Regions from separate parts of the Homo sapiens genome. Here region 2 is linked to region 1. A link is an interaction called in ENCODE POLR2A ChIA-PET data of the cell type or tissue named here. Cell type or tissue: IMR-90. All regions are shown on one strand. Links, peaks and the distances in the headings refer to the core of each region. The heading gives the core; the rest is flanking DNA. Region 1 overlaps AOPEP (aminopeptidase O (putative)). Region 2 overlaps AOPEP (aminopeptidase O (putative)).

Region 1 (10,108 bases), core at 3,816-7,815:
AGGGCTACATTTTTAGTTTAATAAATATACCATGATTATAAGAACATGAAGAGAAGCTGGATGATGAATTGGGAACTCCCTATACTATGTTTGCAACTTTTTGGTAAATCTAAAAGTATTTCAAAAGAAATCATTTATTTAAAAATAGTTAAAATTTTCCAAATTTGGTGAGAGATATAAAGCTTCAAAAGTTTATTTACACAGGAAAAATACAAAGGAAAACATACCTAGGCACATCATTATCAAACTACTGAAAAACTAAAAATAATCTTGAAAGTAGCCATTACAAAATGACATATTACACACAGAGGAACAACGACACAGATGACAGGGGGCTTTTTATCAGAATGATCTGAATTCTCAGAGAAACAATGAAGGCCACAGAAAACAGTGAAATGATACCTTTCAGGTGCAGAAAGAATGGGCAGGGGACATATTTGCTTCAAATATATTAGTCCTGAAATCTTACTTATATTATTAATTTATTAGAAAGTCTTTATTTTTGTACTTAGCAAAATGGCAGCCCATTCTTGGTTAATTTATCCAAAGTTTTGAATGACTAGAGGCTGAACTAATTTTTACTTTATTCAAGATTGGAATTTCCTATTTTTTTATTTATTATTCTATTTCAAAATAAATATATTCTAAAACACTAACCATCCCTCCAAAATATCTACTGGCTTCCTCCTTCAGGAGAAATTCTCAAGAATATTGGTTTGGACAAACTGACATAGCATGGAACCAGTTTTTTCCTCAAATGTTGGGGCAGGTGTTAAACTTTCCAGCCCTTCAGCACTCTTCTTTCAGCTCACTTTCATATCTCCCCGACTTGCTAAAAATTGTTCCTGGTACCCTTAAACAGTTAATAAACTTTGAAAGCTGATGTCATTTTAAACAGCAGAAACTGGCCAATCTAATGACCACCATTATCTCTGGTAAAATTTTAATCTTTGAGTTTAGGATATGCTTTTAGTCATTTTATTTGGTTTCTTGCATTTCAACCTTAAGCTTTTCCCCTTTGTTCATGCCTATTTATTTTTCTTTTACTCGAAGTAAAAATATAGTGTTAAAACAACATTGAGCTATATGTTCTAACTGTACAAGTACCAGCATATTCAGAGTTTAAATTCTCTCTGGAACCGTAACTCTAACTAGCATAAATATATGCTACAATAGGGTCTTTCACTACAAAACTCATACCCGTGGGGCAATGTCATTTATCACTGAGTAAATAATGCAAGATAACATAATGAAAAGGGGATTTTGCTTTATTCCCTTAACTATAAATAAAAATATGTAGCACTTTGCAGGATTACCACATGTGGTATGATATTAACTTAAAGACCAATCTTTAAGCCAAACTGTAAATAAGATAAACTGTGCTCTCTGGTCTCAAGTTTTAAACAGTCTCTCTTTGCTCTAAATTTACTGCTTTCAGGAAGCACGTAAGAGTGACTGCATATAATTTGTGATCATGTAATGAAAGACTCTATTGTGATATGTATATTCAAAAAAAAAAAAAAAACCCACTGGAGTTAATGCTGTTGTGGGAATTATAAAAAGTGCCTGTGTTGAAGATCAATGCAGTAAGGCCAAGTCAGTCTCAGTCAAAGACCTTTTCCTGAACAAAAAAAGCAAATCACTGTCAGTTGTGGCTTGATTTATATATTATAACCAGTCAAGTGGGGGGGAGGGGGTCTAAAATGTGAACATTGAAAACAAAAACTGATTTTATTCCATCAGTATATGTCTACCCTGAACTATGCTGAAACATGATGTGATGTGATGAACTCTGGCTTCCCTGATGGCAGCTTGTGTTGACTCTGGCTTTGTTGATCACATCTTCGCACCCAGATGCCATTCCTCTTTGGTGCCTAATGTGTTTATGCTCACATTATCAGCAGGCATTTGGGTTGCAAAGATAAGATTGGAAGTGATTTCACTCTACTTTAAAAGGTGAAAGAATGTATCCCTTTGATTGCTACTTGCTTGCAAAGTATAGCATGTTTCAGTTTTCTGAAGCGTACCACTTAAACTAAATTATAGCAGAGTGGTCAGAAAAGGATTCCTGGGAAAACTCATTACAGTTATAAAGAAATGGAGATTTCACTTTTCTACTCCATTTTTTAAGAGGTTATACCTGCCTAGGGGACTGACAATCAAGGTACTGGAAAGATTACAGATAATGAAATGATGCTCAGAGAGCCTAAGTGTCTGAGATTTCCAAGATGTCAACCCAAGCAGTTGAACTCCAGAGTGTTCTTAACCGAGATATCCATGGCCTCTATTGCACAGCAATCCAAGTAACCATGACATGATACCTTATATCAATGTCACATGGAAAACCAAACAGAGGTCCACTACCTACCATAGCAAAGGCTAGAGGAAACCCACTGGCTGGATTCAGGGTGGTGAAGGGAGAGTAATTAGGTCAGGGAAGGGAGAGGCGGGCACAACAATAGACACACTACATCTCTGCCCAGCTCTTGTCTCATTCTAACACTCGAAAGAGTTCAATGAAAGAGGCAATAACGAACGCAAGCAACGATGTGAAGAAAGGGGAACCCCTGTCGTACATTGTTGGTGGGAATGTAAATTAGCACAACCACTATGAAGTACAGTATGGAGGTTCCTCAAAAAATCACAAATAGAAATACCGTATGTTCCATCAATCCCACTGCTAGGTATATACTCAAAAGAAAGGAAATTAGTATATCAAAGACATACCTGCACTCCCATACTTACTGCAGCACTATTCACAATAGCCAAGATTTGGCATCAACCTAAGTGTCCATTAACAGACTAACAGATAAAGAAAATGTGGTACATATACACAGTAGAGTACTACTCAGCAGTTAAAAAGAATAAGATCCTGTCATTTGCAACAATATGGATGGAAACGGAGAACATTATGTTAAGTGAAAAAAGACAGGCACAGAAAGACAGACTTCCATGTTCTCACTCATCTGTGGGAGCTAAAAATTAAAACAATTGCCGGGCACGGTGGCTCACGCCTGTAATCCCAGCACTTTGGGAGGCTGAGGCAGGCAGATCACGAGGTCAGGAGATCGAGACCAACCTGGCTAACACGGTGAAACCCCGTCTCTACTAAAAATACAAAAAATTAGCCGGGCATGGTGGCAGGCGCCTGTAGTCCCAGCTGCTCCAGAGGCTGAGGCAGGAGAATGGCGTGGACCCAGGAGGCGGAGCTTGCAGTGAGCCGAGATCACCCATTGCACTCCAGCCTAGGCGACAGAGCCAGACTCTGTCTCAAAAAAAAAAAAAAAATTAAAACAATTGAACTCATGCAGATAGAGTACACTGGTAGTTTCCAGAGGCTAGGTAGGAGGGAGAACGGGGATGGTTAATGGGTACAAAGATACAGTTACAGACAATGTTGAGATACAGTATTTGATAGCACAACAGGGTGACTACAGTCAGCAATAATTTGTTTTGCATTTTAGAATAACTGAGAGTATGATTGGAATATTCGTAACACAAGGAAATAATCAATGCTTGAGGTGATGGATACCCCATTTCCCTGATGTGATTACTACATATCGTATACCTGTATCACAATATCTCATGTACCCTTATAGGTACATATATACCTAATATGTATCCAGAAAAATTAAAAATAAAAAAAGAGCTCAATGAAAATGAGAAGTCAACAGATTATTTCAACAGGTGGAAGTTTTGAAGCATTTTTCAAATTTTACAATGTTTAGAGCACTTAAAGCACTGTATCTGTATTTTTCATAACTTTGCTGAGTGTTTTCCAAAATTAGATATAATTTAAACTAAATAATTTTATCGTAAATCCAATTTGTACCATATTTTATTCTTTTTTTTTTTTTTTTTTTTTGAGACAGAGTCTCACTCTTGTTGCCCAGGCTGGAGTGCAATGGCACAATCTTGTCTCACTGCAACCTCCGTCTCCTGGGTTGAAGTGATTCTCCTGCCTCAGCCTCCCAAGCAGCTAGGATTACAGGCATGCACTACCATGCCCAGCTAATTTTTGTATTTTTACTAGAGACGGGGTTTCTCCATGTTGGTCAGGCTGGTCTCGAACTCCCAACCTCAGGTGATCCGCCCACCTTGGCCTCTCAAAGTGCTAGGATTACAGGCATGAGCCACCGCAACCAGCCCACCATATTTTGTTGTTGTTGTTGTTGAGACAGAGTCTCACTCTGTCACCCAGGCTGGAGTGCAGTGGCACGATCTCGGCTCACTGCCAAGCTCCGCCTCCCGGGTTCAGGCCATTCTCCTGCCTCAGGCTCCCGAGTAGCTGGGACTACAGGCGCCTGCCACCACACCCAGCTAATTTTTTGTATTTTTAGTAGAGATGGAGTTTCATTGTGTGAGCCAGGATGGTCTCAATCTCCTGACCTCGTGATCCGCCCGCCTCAGCCTCCCAAAGTCTGGATTACAGGCATAAGCCACCGCGCACAGCCCCATATCTTATTCTTAATCATGATTAAGGATTAAGTAACCCCACTCCATTCCTCCCTCCCCACCATTGCCTTGTTATTCAGTAACCTTCATTTTTACCGAGTGTGGACTAGAGGAAGAAGCTGAGTAGCCCACGCTGGACCCCATGGTCACAATGTCAAAGCACTTCATTAATGCTCTCACTGGGACTCCCAAGTCCCTGCTCGCTTAACTCTGACCACATCTACCGCAGCATCAAGACTAACTCCCAGGTATGCCAGCTTGCATTTTTCCCTGTTTGAGTCAACTGAGATTTGCAGATTCCCATCCACGTTTCCCCTCCTAATGACCTTATCTGCTGTGTGGGTAGTTACCTGGGTTCAATCCAACCCCTGTCCTCACCCCCGGGTCCACTCCCATGGCCTCTGTCCTCCACTCCATTCCCAGCCATGGAACACTGCCATCTCCCTCCTCCCTCATTGATTTTCCCATCTTCCAGGTGGTAGAAGCCTTTTGAGTTGCTCATGATTTCCTATTGGAAAAAACAATAACAAAATGTGCTTTCCCTTGCTGGGCTCAATAGCTAACACTCTAGTTGTTGCTTTTGTTTATCTATCAAACTTTTCTGACCAGAAGGTTATAACCTTTTCTATTTTGTGACTGCATATTTCTTAAACTGTTGAAATCTGGCATCTGATCACACCACTTCACTACAAGTTTACTTTCAAACATTCACAATGACTTACTTCTTGCCAAGTCTAGTTTAACCTCAGGCCTTATTTTCCTTGACTCTCTGTGGCATCTCATACCACTAACTTTCCACCACCTCCGATGATTCCTGGGACACAGTATCATCCACATCTCTTCTTCTTCTTCTTCTTCCTCTTCTTCCTCTTCTTCTTCCTCTTCTTCTTCCTCTTCTTCCTCTTCTTCCTCTTCTTCTTCTTCTTCTTCTTCTTCTTCTTCTTTTATATTGCAAAGTGAAAGCAAGTTTATTAAAAAAGTAAAGGAATAAAGGAATGGCTACTCCACAGAGAGCAGCCTGCATCTCTTCTTACATGCCTGTCTCCAGAACACTGGGTGCCTCCCAAGGCTTAGCCGTGGGCCCTCTTCTCTTTCTGAAGTCTTTCTCTTGCTCACATCTCAGGTACTCAACTCATTATTCTACAAAAAGGATTCAACTTGCTATCCAGCTCTGATCTCTACATCCCTGCCTCCTATCTCCAAAGCAATGCTTCTCCAACAATCTGCGGTTATTTTTCCCCTTATACTTTCATAAAATATAATAAAAATAGATCACTAAAAAGAAAAAGAAAAAAACACAAAATTACATGCCCCAAATTTGTATTAGATTCAACATAAATATAATCAGGGCAAACTATAGCATAGAAATAAAGAAAAGTGGCCAGGTGCAGTGGCTCACGTCTGTAATCCCAGCATTTTGGGAGGCCGAGGCAGGCGGATCACGTGGTCAGGAGATCAAGACCATCCTGGCCAACATGGTGAAACCCTGTCTCTACTAAAATACAAAAAATTAGCCAGGCGTGGTGGCGCGTGCCTGTAGTCCCAGCTACTCGGGAGGCTGAGGCAGGGGAATCACTTGAACCTGGGAGGTAGAGGTTGCAGTGAGCCAAGGATCGCGCCACTGCACTCATCAGCCTGGCGACAGAGTGAGACTAAGTCCAAAAAAAAAAAAAGAATTAATATAAACATTTCTAAATGAGTACCCTCTATTTCTGCACTTATTTCCTTGCAAACCAATTACTGCCTGTGGGTAGGCACTGGTTGGTGGGCTACTCATCAAGGAGCACAGCTCTAGAGGCCTTGAGGGCACCCCACTGGTCTGCTACCATCCCCTCAACACACACCAAAAGTTTTGCTTCACATTGACTCCTCTCTTCTTTGTAACTCGACCCAATCAATGATCAACTTTTAAATTCTACTGCTTTAAATTCTTGTATACAACTCTTCTCTGTATTGACTGCAACAACTGTGACCCAGCAGCTAAGACCACCCACTTCAACTATTACACAACCACCTTCTAAATAAGACTCCCTGTGTGGTCGTCAGTGCTATTTTTGAATACTTCCAGTTCTTTCTACCCAGCCCCTCCCCACAAACATAGAAGGTTTCTTGAACCCCTGTAACTGGTTACTGACATGTGACTGCACTCTAGTGCTGAGTTGTAAATGGAAGTATGCGTGTCCCTTCCAGGCCTAGCATTTAATCATTAGTGCATAACCCTCTAGAGTGCTCTTCTCTGCTCTCTAAAGGTAAACAAAATGTGACATGTTGGTTGTTCTATCAGCCTGGGTCTCAGAATGACTGTGATGAGCAGAGTCCCCAGTTCAGCTGTGATGGAATAGCATGACCAAGAAACGTACCTTCTTTTTTGGGGGGCCGCAAAGATTTTGGAGTTGTTTTTAATTACTACTAACTTAATCTATTCTGACTTATATAACCTGTCCAAGTCTCTCCTCTCTATAGAACCATACCACTAAGAGTAAGATTCCTGAAGCGCTAATTTAATGTCACGTCCCTGCTTTTAAAAAAAAGAAGGGGGAAGGCCGGGTGCAGTGGCTCACACCCGTAATCTCAACACTTTGGGAGGCCGAGACGGGCAGATGACGAGGTCAGGAGATGGAGACCATCCTGGCTAACACGGTGAAACCCAGTCTCTACTAAAAATACAAAAATTAGCCAGGCATGGTGGCGGGCGCCTGTAGTCCCAGCTACTCGGGGGGCTGAAGCAGAAGAATGGCGTGAACCTGGGAGGCGGAGCTTGCAGTGAGCCGAGATCGCACCACTGCACTCCAGCCTGGGCGACAGAGCAAGACTCCATCTCAAAAAAATAAAAAAATAAAAAAATAAAAAATAAAATAAAAACAAAAGGGGGAAAAAGGCCCTGAATGAATTTCCATGGTTTAAAGAAAAAATGCAAAATCCTTACCATTCACAACTCTCACCAACCTATTTTTTCAACCTTATCCTATCAGACCAACCTTCTATTACCTGAATTTGCCAGGCTCATTTCCAGCCACCACCCCACATCCACCCCAACCCAACAGAGAAACACTTTCTCACTCACTCTCTCTCTCCTCCTGCCACCTCCCCATCTTTAAGGTAACAATCAATTGTATCCACTCTGTGAAACTTTCCTCACCAGCCCTATAACAGCTGATGCTTACTGAGTTCTTATTAAGCGCCAGCCTTTGTGCTAGGCCCTTTCAATGTATTAACTCATTTAGTCTTCACTGTAACTCTGATATGGGTACTACTATTATTAAACTTATATTACAAATAAGGAAACTAAAACACAGGAATTTTCCAGCTTGCTTAAGGTTACACAGTTTGTAACTGATGAAGCCGGATATGGACCCAGCAGCCTCTGAACCACTGCCCTCTACTGCTTCTACAACATTCTCATCTCTCCTTTCTCTGAGCTCCCATTATACTATGCTGAACTTTCTGGCATGTGATCTTGTGTCCTGCATGGCTGGTCACTTTCATGTGTGCAGGCCTTATTTACTAAGCTAGACAGTAAACTCGAGGGGTGCAAGGAGCCACTTTACCATTCTTTCTATCACTCAATAAGAAAATGCTCCCAAAAGAATCACTTGTGTGATAAGCACAGTTCTGCTGGAAGGGTTATGCATTAATCATGTTTTTTATTTTCTATATTTTATGATGTTTTGACATCTTGGAGCCTTGCTAATCCTGGAGAAATTGCTCCTCCCAGGGCTAATTCCAAGAGATAGCAAAGAACTTGCCTGTGAGCATGCCTTTCATAGGCAAACCAACCAATCCACAGTCCACAACCACGTCCTTATCTAACTCTCATAGCCCAAGCAATATTGCCACTGTCCTACATCACCCCACAGCCAGGTACTACACAAGCAGGGACCACCCCTAGAGCCCTCCAAAATTATTCAAACTAGCCAATCCTTCATCTGCTCAGCCTGCTAGCCTTGCCTTTCCCACAGAAACCCCAATAAAAGCTCCTGCCCATGCTTCCCCCAACTCTTTCTGCCTCCTGACCAATCCCGGTGCTTCCTCATATGGCCCTGTGTCATATGAGGGCGTGATGCACCCCCTCCTTCTGGGAACTATAATAATAAACTCTTCTTTCAAAAGCAGCTTGTTTCTGTGTCTGTCATCATGCCATACCTGATTAGAACAAATCTGAGGTATCTTTTAAAATAGGGCATCAACTTATCTAGAGGTCCTTGGCAATGCAAACTCCACCCTCAAGATGGGGAGGGCTCTCGTGGTTCTTTCCTGATTTCCTCAGTCTCCACTAGTGGTAGAAAGGAGGGGTTTCAGTGGGTAGAAGAACAGTCCAACCAATAGAATAGGTCTGGTGAACTTCATGCCTAGCGTAACAAGGAGAGACGCCTGGTCTGGCTTCCAGTTACATCTTAGCGGTTACTATTTAGCAGTGGACTGATAACTACAATTGTAAACACTCCAAATCTTTTTTTTTTTTTTTTTGAGACGAAGTTTCGCTCTTGTCCCCCAGGCTGGAGTGCAATGGCACGATCTCGGCTCACTGCAACTTCCACCTCCCGGTTCAAGCAATTCGCCTGCCTCAGCCTCCCAAGTAGCTGGGATTACAGGCGCCTGCCACCACGCCTGGCTAATTTTTGTATTTTTAGTAGAGACAGGGTTTCACCATGTTGGTCAGGCTGGTGTCGAACTCCTGATATCAGGTGATCTGCCCACCTTGGCCTCCCAAAGTGCTGGGATTACAGGCGTGAGCCACTGGGCCCAGCCAACACTCCAAATCTTTAAACTGCCCTTATCTTTAACCAAATCTTTAAATTGCCCTTTATTTTTCCATAAGGATTAGTAAGAAAATCCTTAACCCCAAAAGGGTCTGAAGACAACCACCAGGACAACAAGGAAAGTTGGGAGCTAAGGAAAGTACGGCCACGCTGCAGCCAACCTTGGGAAATACAGAATTCCAGGAGATGGGTGGGTGGAGGCAGCTCTGAGAGCAGAGGAAGCCAGATGAGCCCTGCAAGCTGCCTTCAGGAGGAGAGCAGTTAGAACCTGACATGGACTTGAGACGTAGTTTTGGTCATGAGTGGCCCAGGAGCTTTCCTGGCATTCTTGCTCCTAGACTGACCAGTATGAATTCATGCTTAATAGACACTTTCTGAATAGATATTTCAATCATACAAAACTGAATGTAGTTTTATTATTCATGGGGATTTAGTTACAGTTCACTTTGTCCTTATCATTAATTTAAAATATTTTTCTCTTGGGGCACAGCGGCTCACGCCTGTAATCCCAGCACTTTGGGAGGCTGAGGCGGGCGGATCACGAAGTCAGGAGATCGAGACCATCCTGGCTAACACGGTGAAACCCCGTCTCTACTAAAAATACAAAAAAATTAGCCAAGCGTGGTGGCGGGCGCCTGTAGTCCCAGCTACTCGGGAGGCTGAGGCGGGAGAATGGTGTGAACCCGGGGAGCGGAACTTGCAGTGAGCGGAGATTGCGCCACTGCATGCCAGCCTGGGTGACAGAGCGAGACTCCATCTCAAAAAAAAATAATAATAATAATTTTTTTTCTCGTGTCCTTTTCTGTATCTCCTGTAGCACAGGTGGTACAAAACTGTTCACAGTGCTCTGATGTTCTAGTGTTCCTATGGATTATCTACACATTTAGCCATGC
Region 2 (10,108 bases), core at 2,070-6,069, 290 kb before region 1:
TACATGAAAACTGGCTAAGTTCCTGAATGGCACAGAGCCTTTTGGTTTGAGAAGCCTGACAAAATGTCTAAGTAGTAAAAAGAACTGGTAAAACGTGAGAGCCTGTTATTTATTGCAATTCACATATCCACACGATCAACAGCCATTACTTGCTTTTTTTTTTTTTGGAGTGTGGAGACTTAACTCTGTCATGGAACTCCCTGATTATGGTATTTTCTGAAGTTCACAATGTTATGTATTCTAAAGGGAAAAAATTAACCAGCCATGGCTTTCCAGGTACAATCTTTGAGGAAGGGAGACTGTTTACCGTGTTTTCTATCAGAAAAGGAATGTTTTCAGCTCATCTGCACTTGGATCAATATTTTTATCTTTGGGTATCATTTGGCATTGCTGTCACTGGAGCTGCAAAAAACATGGGAGGAGCCAGGATAACCCAAAATTCTCATCCTGCACTTTGCAAAAGAGAGGACAAGCTGGGTGTCGCTCTGTCATGTGTGGTCCCACCTCCAGGAGCTTGGGCCAGGAGGGAACTGGGAATGCCTATGCCCATCAGCAATAGGCGTCCTGGGGGCACCTGGTCAGAAAGACATAGAGGAGGGGAGGGAGAAAGGTCCCTGCTCTCCTCTTTCATCGCAGAGATGGAGACAACTTCTGAGGAAGAGCTGGAATCCTGGGGTCAGAGGAGGCAGCCCAGGGGGAAATGCACATGGCCTGGGCCTCAATGCCGTTCCTTCAGAAAAAGGGGGTTACCACGTGGCTCTGTGGTGGCCCCAAGGTGGGAAGATGAACTTGGCTTTGTGTCTGATCATCCACTTTATTAGCAGGATCACATATCGTGGGACACAGCCTTTCTTCCGCTCCAGTTCTCAAGAAACCATTCCTGATAGCAATATAATTCTAAATGTGAGTAATAAAATGCATAATAAAGAGGCTGGGCACTACATTTTACAGAGGATGGGAAAGCAAAGTTGATTTTGTACGTGCAACTGTTCCTGTCAATGGACAAACAAGCCTGTGGGAAGGGACTGGGGCAGCAGAATCCCCTGGTGTGGCTCTGGCCTCAGGGTCCCCTGACTGTGTGCCTCCTCTCTCCTCTACCTACTGAGGTCCCCTGGGAGGGAGGAGAAGCCACCTGTAACCTCTTGCTGCTCAGGTATTAAAGCAGGGCTGATGAGGCCTGTGCCTCTGAGCTCCTCAATGCCCCAATGCTATTTTTATTATGTTCCCAGAATTAAATTCAAATAGCATCTTTAACATGCTTTAGTTCTGTGGGAAAAGGAAACACATCAATCATGCAATAACTATAAAAATTTAACATCCTGAAACCTGTTTTTACAAACTCTAAATAAAAAGTCAGCAATCTTAGTCTGCCATCACAAATCATTGTTCTTGACAATAAATAATGATAGTGGCTATTTTAAAGATTTCTTAAAATTAACATGAAAGGTGAATGAATGAATGAATGAATGAATGAATGAAGAAACATGTCTATAGCAGGGATAAACAAATTAGCAAGCTCCTAAGTTGTTTCTGTTTATACAGCCTGCTTAAAGCTTTTGAGAGAAATATTACTTATGTTAAATGTATTTAATTATAGGATAGGAATTCCTTAAAACTATGGTCCAGTTTTATTTTTTGTTTTTGAGACAGGGTCTCACTCTGTCACCCAGGTTGGAGTGCAGTGGTGTGAACACAGCTTACTATAGCCTGGACCTCTTGGGGCTCCGGTGATCCTCTCACCTCAGCCTTCCAAGTTGCTGGAACTACAGGTGTGCACCATCACACTTGCATCATTTTTTAGTATTTTTTTTTGTAGAGATGGGATTTCACCATGTTGCCCAGGCTTGTCTCAAATTGCTGGGCTCAAGTGATCTGCCCGCCTCAGCCTCCCAAAGTGCTGGGAATACAGGCATGAGCCACCGCACCTGGCCAACAATTTCAGTTTTTAAAAAATTTTCCCATAGGTCTTATTTTTCTCATGCCCACAATACTACTTTTCTTTGGACCATTCTCAATTGCTCCATCTTGCTCAAGATGCAGACTCCAACAGCATGGGCCGATCCCATGTTAACTCCACCATTATGCTATTCAATATTTAAAGACATTGAACACATGCTCACATGTGTTCCATTTGACTTCTGTCCATCCAGAAGGCCCACAATAACCCTCTTTCAAACCCAGAGCTGGTCACTTTGGCACATGAATCTAAACAGTGCTTGGTATAACAGGATCATTTCGATTGCCAAATTTACTGGCAATCCTATGTTAAGCCCGCCTCATCTGTGAACTCATCGAGGTTATCCGTAAGTCCCAATTTCTAGTACAGATATTAAGCCACACCCCAGAACTGCTCCTATCACCTCCCTACTGGCGGCAACGGAGGCACTGATGAGCACCCTTTGGGTCAGACCTGTCCGCCTAGAAGTAACCTGGACTTACCGAGCTTGCTGCTAGCAATAAGAAGATGTACAACTTCTAAGAATCTTAATGTAAGACTAATTAAAAGAACAGGAAAAGAAATGAAATCTCCCTTAACAAGACTCGTTCCCTTGAGGAGATGCCTTCTCTTGCAGGGCACCTTGGAGGCAGAGCACACCTGATGTGCTTGCGTTGTAGAGACATTATCACTGTGCAACAAAAGAAGTTATTTATAGCTGCTTTGTCTTTATTTCCTAGGTCTAACCACCAACATCTCTACTTAGCCAGGTAGTGGCCTGGATTTGTTTGCTATAGTTACTGAGACTTGTGGCAAACATGGTTTATATCATTAGGCTTTTTATTGTTTCATTCTGTTTTGGGGGTGTGTATGTGTTTATATTCAGATTTAAAATGTGTGCAAGTTGCCTAGAAACCAAAGTGCAGAATTCACAACCTAATGCATGCTAAATTGCAGCTGCTGGAAAACATGTTCCTTCACCTACAGTCTGGGCTGGGCTCATTCCTATCTACCCTGTCATTCAAGTTTGATGGTATCTAGTTTTCCAGGGAGTTTGGTTTAGTTATATCATCACTTTTGGTATAACTGGAAAGAAAGTGTTTTTTGTTTTTCACCTTGCTTAAAAGCCCATTTTTTCTCCCCAGAAAACTTAGGTTCTTCTCCTGCATCAGGACAGTACATATAACTTTCGGTGTGGGAGACACAGGCTCAAGAGGCCGAGAACTTGCTTGCATGGAGCATGGACGGACAGACAGCTGGATGGAAGGTTTCTCACATTACTGTATTTCCCACACCGAGCACCTTTCATCTAAGGAGCTCCACACCATCTCATACGTGCCTGAGGTGCCAACCTTCCCCACCACGGCATGACACTCAGGGTCTCAAGGCAGAAAGCCGGTCAAGATCACTGTAAATTAGGAAGTGAAGCCAAATAAGCCCTTAGGAATGTATTAGCTTGCACTGAGAGGTACATTACTTACAGAAGCCCCTTCTACTGTTGCCGCAATTCTTCAGGAGTAAGCATGGCCCTTCCCCAAGAGCAGCTGAAGGCCCACAGACAGACGCTGAAGAGGAACAAATAGTGCTCCAGGGTTTTTCTTTTCAGTTTCACTAGCTGGACCATTCCTACTCCTGACATGCTCTTTCCTAAGTCCTTCAGCAATAAGAAACTGTGCCCAGAACAAAAGTTATGTTTTATTTTATGCCACAAAATTAGGAGTGGAAAAGAAATGTGAATATCTTATGAGAAAAAAATGCAAGTTAAACTTCCTGGAAAAGACCTGAATTCATCGAGCTTTGGTGCTTGTATACTATAAGCTCAGACAATAAAATTCTACCCACTCTCTTTAACTGAATGCGGTAATACTTTTGACAACAACTTTAAGGTGTCAAGGAGAAAAATATTTTTCATGGTTAACTGTACAGCCTATCATCTTCTATCAATGAACACTAATCAGTTTTCTGGCTGAAATAAAGAATGACTTCAGAAAGAGTTCTTAAGATAAAATGGTTAGGGATTGATAAAGGAAAACCACCCCCCTTTAAAAAATCAAAATAAAGGCTAAAAGGTGAGGTAAAAAAAAAATTATCCTGAAACTTCATAAAATAGCTATTTAAAACCAAATCAATAATACTGCTGTGAGGTCTTTTTAGAAAAAAATTAAAAGCCTCTATGGGTTTGCTACAATTTTCATGCCCACTCTTAGGCCGAAGACAGCTCATACATCTGTGGTGTTCAACTAACTAGCAACTTAGGTTCTGAATAAAAAGTACACAGAGATGTTACCACTTTCTGCAAGTAGCACACTGGAATGCATTATCTGCCACATCACAGGGAGCATCCATCCCATGACAATGACATTGTCAAAAGATGGCACACGGGCTGCAGACTGCTAAGGCAAGCTTGTGGCCAGGCTGGAAGACTGACAAGATGAAAAGATCTCTAAAAACCCACAGTCCCTTCAGGGTGACTTTAAGCCAAGGTGCCCAGGCAGCAGCTGTCCCTCCATCTCTCAGCTGAGCTATGCTTGGCCACCTCTGAAACAAACTATAGTTTTATTCCCCACAAAAAAAAAAGAAGAAGAAGAAAGAAGAACAAGAAAGGAGAAGAGGAGGAGGAAGAAGAGGAGGGCGGGGAGGAGGAGGAGAAATAAAACAAAACCCAACATTCTGACATTTACCGAAAGGAATGAAGTGCTGCTCTTGTTTATAAAGAGCAAGTAAACACATACTTTATGGCAGATATTTGAAGATAATTAAAAAGTAAGGAAACTTTTAAAAAAGATTAAATACCTTTAAAAGAGATGAAAGATTTTCTCTCACCCCAACCCCCAACTATGATTCTTGTCATTTAAAGGGCAACTACTATTAGGAATTTGTTTAAAAGTTGGAATTTTTTTTCCAAAGGCAAAGATTTAAAGCAAGTAAGACCTATCAGATAAATTCCATCTTCATGAATTATAACTTAAAGAAATAAAACATTTTATTTTCATGCTTTCAAATATGAAATGTTTTAAAATATCCTGAGAAATCAGTGGTAAAATCTTAAGAAAGCAGGCAAGATCAGTGGAAGATTCCACCTGTCCTCAAGCCTAGGCTTAGGGAAAATGAGATCACACAAGATCATATGCACATCCTCACAAAGGAACCTTTAAACAGGACAAAAATTCTTAAAGCCATGTAAATCACTAGACAGCAAAAATCTAGGGAGATTTAAAACACAAATATTTGCATAATCCCTTCTATTCAAGAAAACTCAGTGTGACCACCATCACGGAAACCTCTCCCGGGGGTCTACAGTCACCACCCTCAGACCTATTTTCTGGGTAAAGCATCTGAAAGCATGTGGTAGGAGGGAAGTCTGTCATAACTGAGTGAATGATTGGGGGCCGGTGCCTGCTTTTACTGACAAGCAAGTAAGGCCACACAGCAATTTCTTTAAAAAAAAAAAATTATCTGGGCTGGGCGCAGTGGCTCATGCCTGTAATCCCAGCACTTTGGGAGGCTGAGGCGGGCAGATCACCCGAGGTTGGGAGTTCAAGACCAGCCTGACCAACATGGAGAAACCTCGTCTCTACTAAAAAAAATACAAAATTAGCCGGGCATGGTGGTGCATGCCTGTAATCCCAGCTACTCAGGAGGCTGAGGCAGGAGAATCACTTGAACCCAGGAGCCGGAGGTTGCGGTGAGTCGAGATCGCGCCACTGCACTCCAGCCTGGGCAACAAGAGCGAAACTCCGTCTCAAAAAAAAAAAAAAAAAAAAAAAAAAAATTATCTGAAGCTGGTGTCAAAGAGATTTATTTTAAAAAACAGCAAATCACTAATACAAAGGAAATTCCTTAGAGATTTACTACCCACCTTAGATACCTTTACTTAGATTTTTCAAGATGTTCCAACTGGCCCTGAACTTGATTGCATCAAACTGTTAGGTCTGGCTGCTGACTGCTCCTACGAGATACATCACAGGAGCAGACTTCCCCAACATGCCAACAATTAATGTCCAGGTTCAGGAGAAAACTGGTATGTCATCAATGTAGGGATGGTTTTCTTTCAACCAAACACCGCATGTTCTCACTCACAGGTGGGAATTGAACAATGAGAACACACGGAAACAGGGTGGGGAACATCACACACGGGGGCCTGTCATGGGGTGGGGGACAGGGGGAGGGATAGCATTAGGAGAAATACCTAACGTAAATGATGGGTTGATGGGTGCAGCAAACCAACATGGCACATGTATACCTATGTAACAAGGCTGCACATGTATCCTAGAACTTAAAAGTATAAAAAAAAAAAAAAGAAAAAAGAAAAAGAAATGGTTTTCTTTCAAATATTAAATGAAATGTTGGGTGTTATTGGATGTCTTCCCACTTCTCTCCCAAGTTCATAACAAAACCTGAATCCTATCAATCAATCCAATGCAGCGATTAGAGGAAATCCCAGCAAGGCCCGCTTCTCAAGCTCCTCTTCTGAGAGATCTGTATCAGCAAACCAGGATCCGCTTTATCTCAGTGTGCTTCATGTTGAGTCAAAGACTGTCAGTTGATCAGAATTAAGAGCAAACTTGATCCAACCTTTCCCTATTAAAAACACAAGGGTATTTACATCTTCCAAACAAATGCCTTCAGCCCATATAAAAACTGATGAGCCAAAATGAGGCCTCGCAGGCCACTGTGTGTGATTCAAGGGAAAAATTATTAATATCCAAGTAGAGTTTCATGATTATCTCTCCTTTTCAAATTGCTTCAACCTCAGCCCTCATGTCATTCCTGACCCATGTATAATTCTCAAATTATAACAAGCATAGTCTCAAATCCTCTCATCTAAATGACCTGTACAGACACTTAAGTAGCATTTACCCATTTGGTAGATTCTTTGGTATTTCCTAATACTATTCTATCAAACCCACCTATATTGCAAGGAAGGAGAAAATGGGAGAAAACACGTCTTAATGGGTGTCTGGGTCTATTTTCCCTTGTCAAAGATCTCCTTTATGAAGACACCTGTCCAAATTACTATATAAAAGTACAGTAAAAATAAAGTGGAAGCAATCGCTACCTACATCTTGGCTTCAAGCAAAAAACAATAATATCACTATGTCTCAAATATAACTGAAAACTCCCTTGTTTTCAAATAGGTACCCTGGAATAAAGCAGTATCAACGTCAGGACTCAGAACCAAACCTCTAATGGAAGACAAGGCAGGGATGTGTCTTCAGTACGTCATTTAGACAGCAATTCTGTCATCATCAATGACCTCACAGAACTAACAGCTGACAGCAAAGCAAGGGGAGAAAACAATATATAAGATTTTTAAATCTCCACTGGGTTAATCAAATAATATAATTTGATATAAATTTATTTTCACAGTATCCCCAAATTTAACTGCTCACAAATGAAATTGGGGATGTTTAACTTCTGAATATACAGAATGATTTCTGTGACTTCTATATGTAGAATCCTTATGTATTTCATACTCTTATTTCTATAATGTTACAAAAGAAAGTAAATACGAAACACTGTATTGTGATTTGCTGAACCCTGACAAAGACTGAATTCAGAGATAATTTTTAAATGTCAAAAATTTCCCATGTGGCCTTTTTGATGAAAGACATATTAAGTAGAATACAGGCTTTATTATTAATTATAGCGTCATATAATTAACCTACTACTTCATTTTTACGAAGGAGGAAACTTCAGTTAGGGAACTGTAGCTTCTTTAGAAATGGAACCTTTTCTAAAGAAGGTTCTAAATGGAACCTTTCTAAACATGAAGAATCACACCGACTGATGGAGACAGAACCACATACACATGAGCCTATCAATTCTGGCTCATCATATCACCTATCAAAGAATGGTAGAGAAACACAACAGGGAGGGAGGAGAGGGAAACTGAATGAGTACATTTTGCTGGAAGGAAGGAATCACCACTTGGGGTTTTAGGGGGTAAGAGAGGAGCATGGAGAGACATGCTGAGCACACGGCACCAGAACAAACAGGTGGAGGAGACGTTAGTACTAGAAAGAGGAACAAAAGTACAAGAGAAAAAGGCGTAGAACAAAAGAAGAGGTGAAATGAGGACACAGCGGACTTATATCTGTTTGGCCAACTCTAGACTCCATGGACTAGTGGTAAGGAACCGTCTCCGAGATTAACAGCACATAGCACAGGAGCTATTCTTAGCTGGCTGCGCTGGCTGAAGCTGTAGGCACCTTCCCCCAACCATGTCAGGTGTGCTTCCAACTGCACTTTTTCCAACTGCAATCTCCCTGAACAATACGTGGCCATCCCAAAAACAGCCATTCTAAAATGAACTCTAGTGTTCTAGCACTTGGCACAGTATCAGAAGAATCCTTATCCCCATTATACACACCTATACATGCACATGCCCATCACATAGCCTGGTCAGAAAAGAGCTCTGGGGCTCTCAGGGCTGCACGTCCTGTAACATCACTGATGAGGCTGTTTTGTCATAAAATAAAAGCACAGAGGTGGGAACAACTCCAAACCACCCTCCCCTCACTTAGTCATGTATTTACCTACTGATTTGGGTGCCAATTATTTATTCCTAAGTAACACCTAGTATTTACTAGCTACAAAACAGGCTCTGTTGCAGGTGAAGTATTCCAAAGTGAGGTTTTGTGCCTAGAGCAGAGTAGCCTGGGAGAACATCAGCTCCTCAAGAAAACATTCTCCAACTAGCCCACTGTACACCCAAGGTGAAGGACCCTCTGGTAGTGCACATCGCCACCTTTCGCTGGCTCACCATAGGACAGAGGAGAACGTTTTCACATTTCACTCTCTGGCTTTTGTTTCAGTAATACCTTTGAATGGCAGAGTTTACTTAACAGATAACATATCTGAAAGCCTCACTTGAAAACCAATGCTGCAGTATCTGCTTCATTTCCCTGGGAGGTGGACAGGCTTCCTGATGGGCCATGCGAGGTCTGCCAGTCTTTCTGGCCCAGAACAGCTCCCCTGCACCTGTGAACACCTGGCTGGCCACAGCACTCAAGCCAAGAGGCCTATCTACCACTCCAGGTGGGGGTGGCCTGAAAAGGAAGGGCCAGAAGCAGGTGGCCTCCGCTGGCCAGGTGCAGTGGGGTTTTTCTCAGACACACACGATAAAGTGTGTTTGCAGGCTCACTGTGAGTCCTGCTGGAGGGTTTCAGGGCCCCCCAGTTAGTTTGCTTTCCTGGGACATGTACCTTCTGATCATGCCCCTTTCCATGTTATGGTTAATGTAACAGGATGAGAGAAACCACAAAGTACAAAAAGCTACAGGACACTGAGCCACTTATTCATGCCCCTGTAAGCACTGAAAAAAGCTGTCTTTAGCAGAAACACATGTAATCAAAAGAAGAGGCGGGGGCTCTGCAACATCAAAGCCCCTCAGTTGTGGCACATGGTCCACAAACAGGATAATCCTCCAGTTATCTGGGACAAGTCACAAGACAAGAGGAGCAAACAGTGTTCGCTTGTTTGAACTGGGACACATTTCCAAAAGGGAGCATGAAATGACATGATCCAGCAGCAGCTTAGGGAGCTTATGTTTTAATTCCCCCCTACCCGGAGAATCGGGCTTGAACAGGATTTAAGGTGCACAGGTGAGCTTTAGCAATTCATCAGTTACGTGTAGAGTAGTAAAATCCAACAGCCCCCTTTGATCTGCAAAAGTGTGCAGTTCTGTCCTCACTCCCCACCAGTTGGCCACTGCTGGGGCATTGGCAGAGCTGGGCTCTTGTGCTTTGATAGATGGTGATGTTTAAATCGGGTATCAGTTTCTATTAAAAAATGCTGAGGGACTTAGCTTCTAATCACACTAAAATGAAGACCTAGATGACGTCGTGTTCTGGCATTCTGGGTACACGTGAAGAATGCCCACCAAGAACACGCTCCGTGATTGGATGTTTAGGAGAGAAGAGAAACTACTTCACTTTCATGACATTCTTTTTAAACTAAAAGAGTAGACATGTGAAGAACAAAGACAGACCGACGCACTGACTTCACTTCATTAAATACATACTGGTAAATGCAGAGAAATCTATTAACTGCCAAAATAATTGACATTCTTTGGCCACGCATATTTATATTTAACACTTTGTGCTGTTAACACCACCAGAGCTCATGTCATGTGGGGGTGCATGTGACTGCACACCCAGGGTAAAACTG

What was found. Peaks named below come from ENCODE experiments on the same cell type or tissue, not always from the same donor. Only the 100,000 strongest peaks of a DNase experiment are listed, where the experiment ranks them.
Region 2: POLR2A ChIA-PET joins it to region 1 with 5 read pairs; 2 of 35 experiments call an interaction of 5 or more read pairs at or near these places.

The regions. Positions count from the first base shown.
Region 1 is chr9:94,738,459-94,748,566 of GRCh38, reverse strand. All of the region lies in intron 1 of AOPEP (aminopeptidase O (putative)), which reads right to left. Among named protein-coding and RNA genes, the nearest start is that of AOPEP, 17 kb to the right of the region's middle. RefSeq lists an enhancer at 4,205-4,706. In IMR-90, for the core only: no CTCF peak of the experiment used is centred there; no DNase peak of the experiment used is centred there.
Region 2 is chr9:95,031,108-95,041,215 of GRCh38, reverse strand. All of the region lies in intron 13 of AOPEP (aminopeptidase O (putative)), which reads right to left. Among named protein-coding and RNA genes, the nearest start is that of MIR6081, 29 kb to the left of the region's middle. RefSeq lists an enhancer at 8,462-8,961. In IMR-90, for the core only: no CTCF peak of the experiment used is centred there; no DNase peak of the experiment used is centred there; H3K27ac peaks cover 954 bases.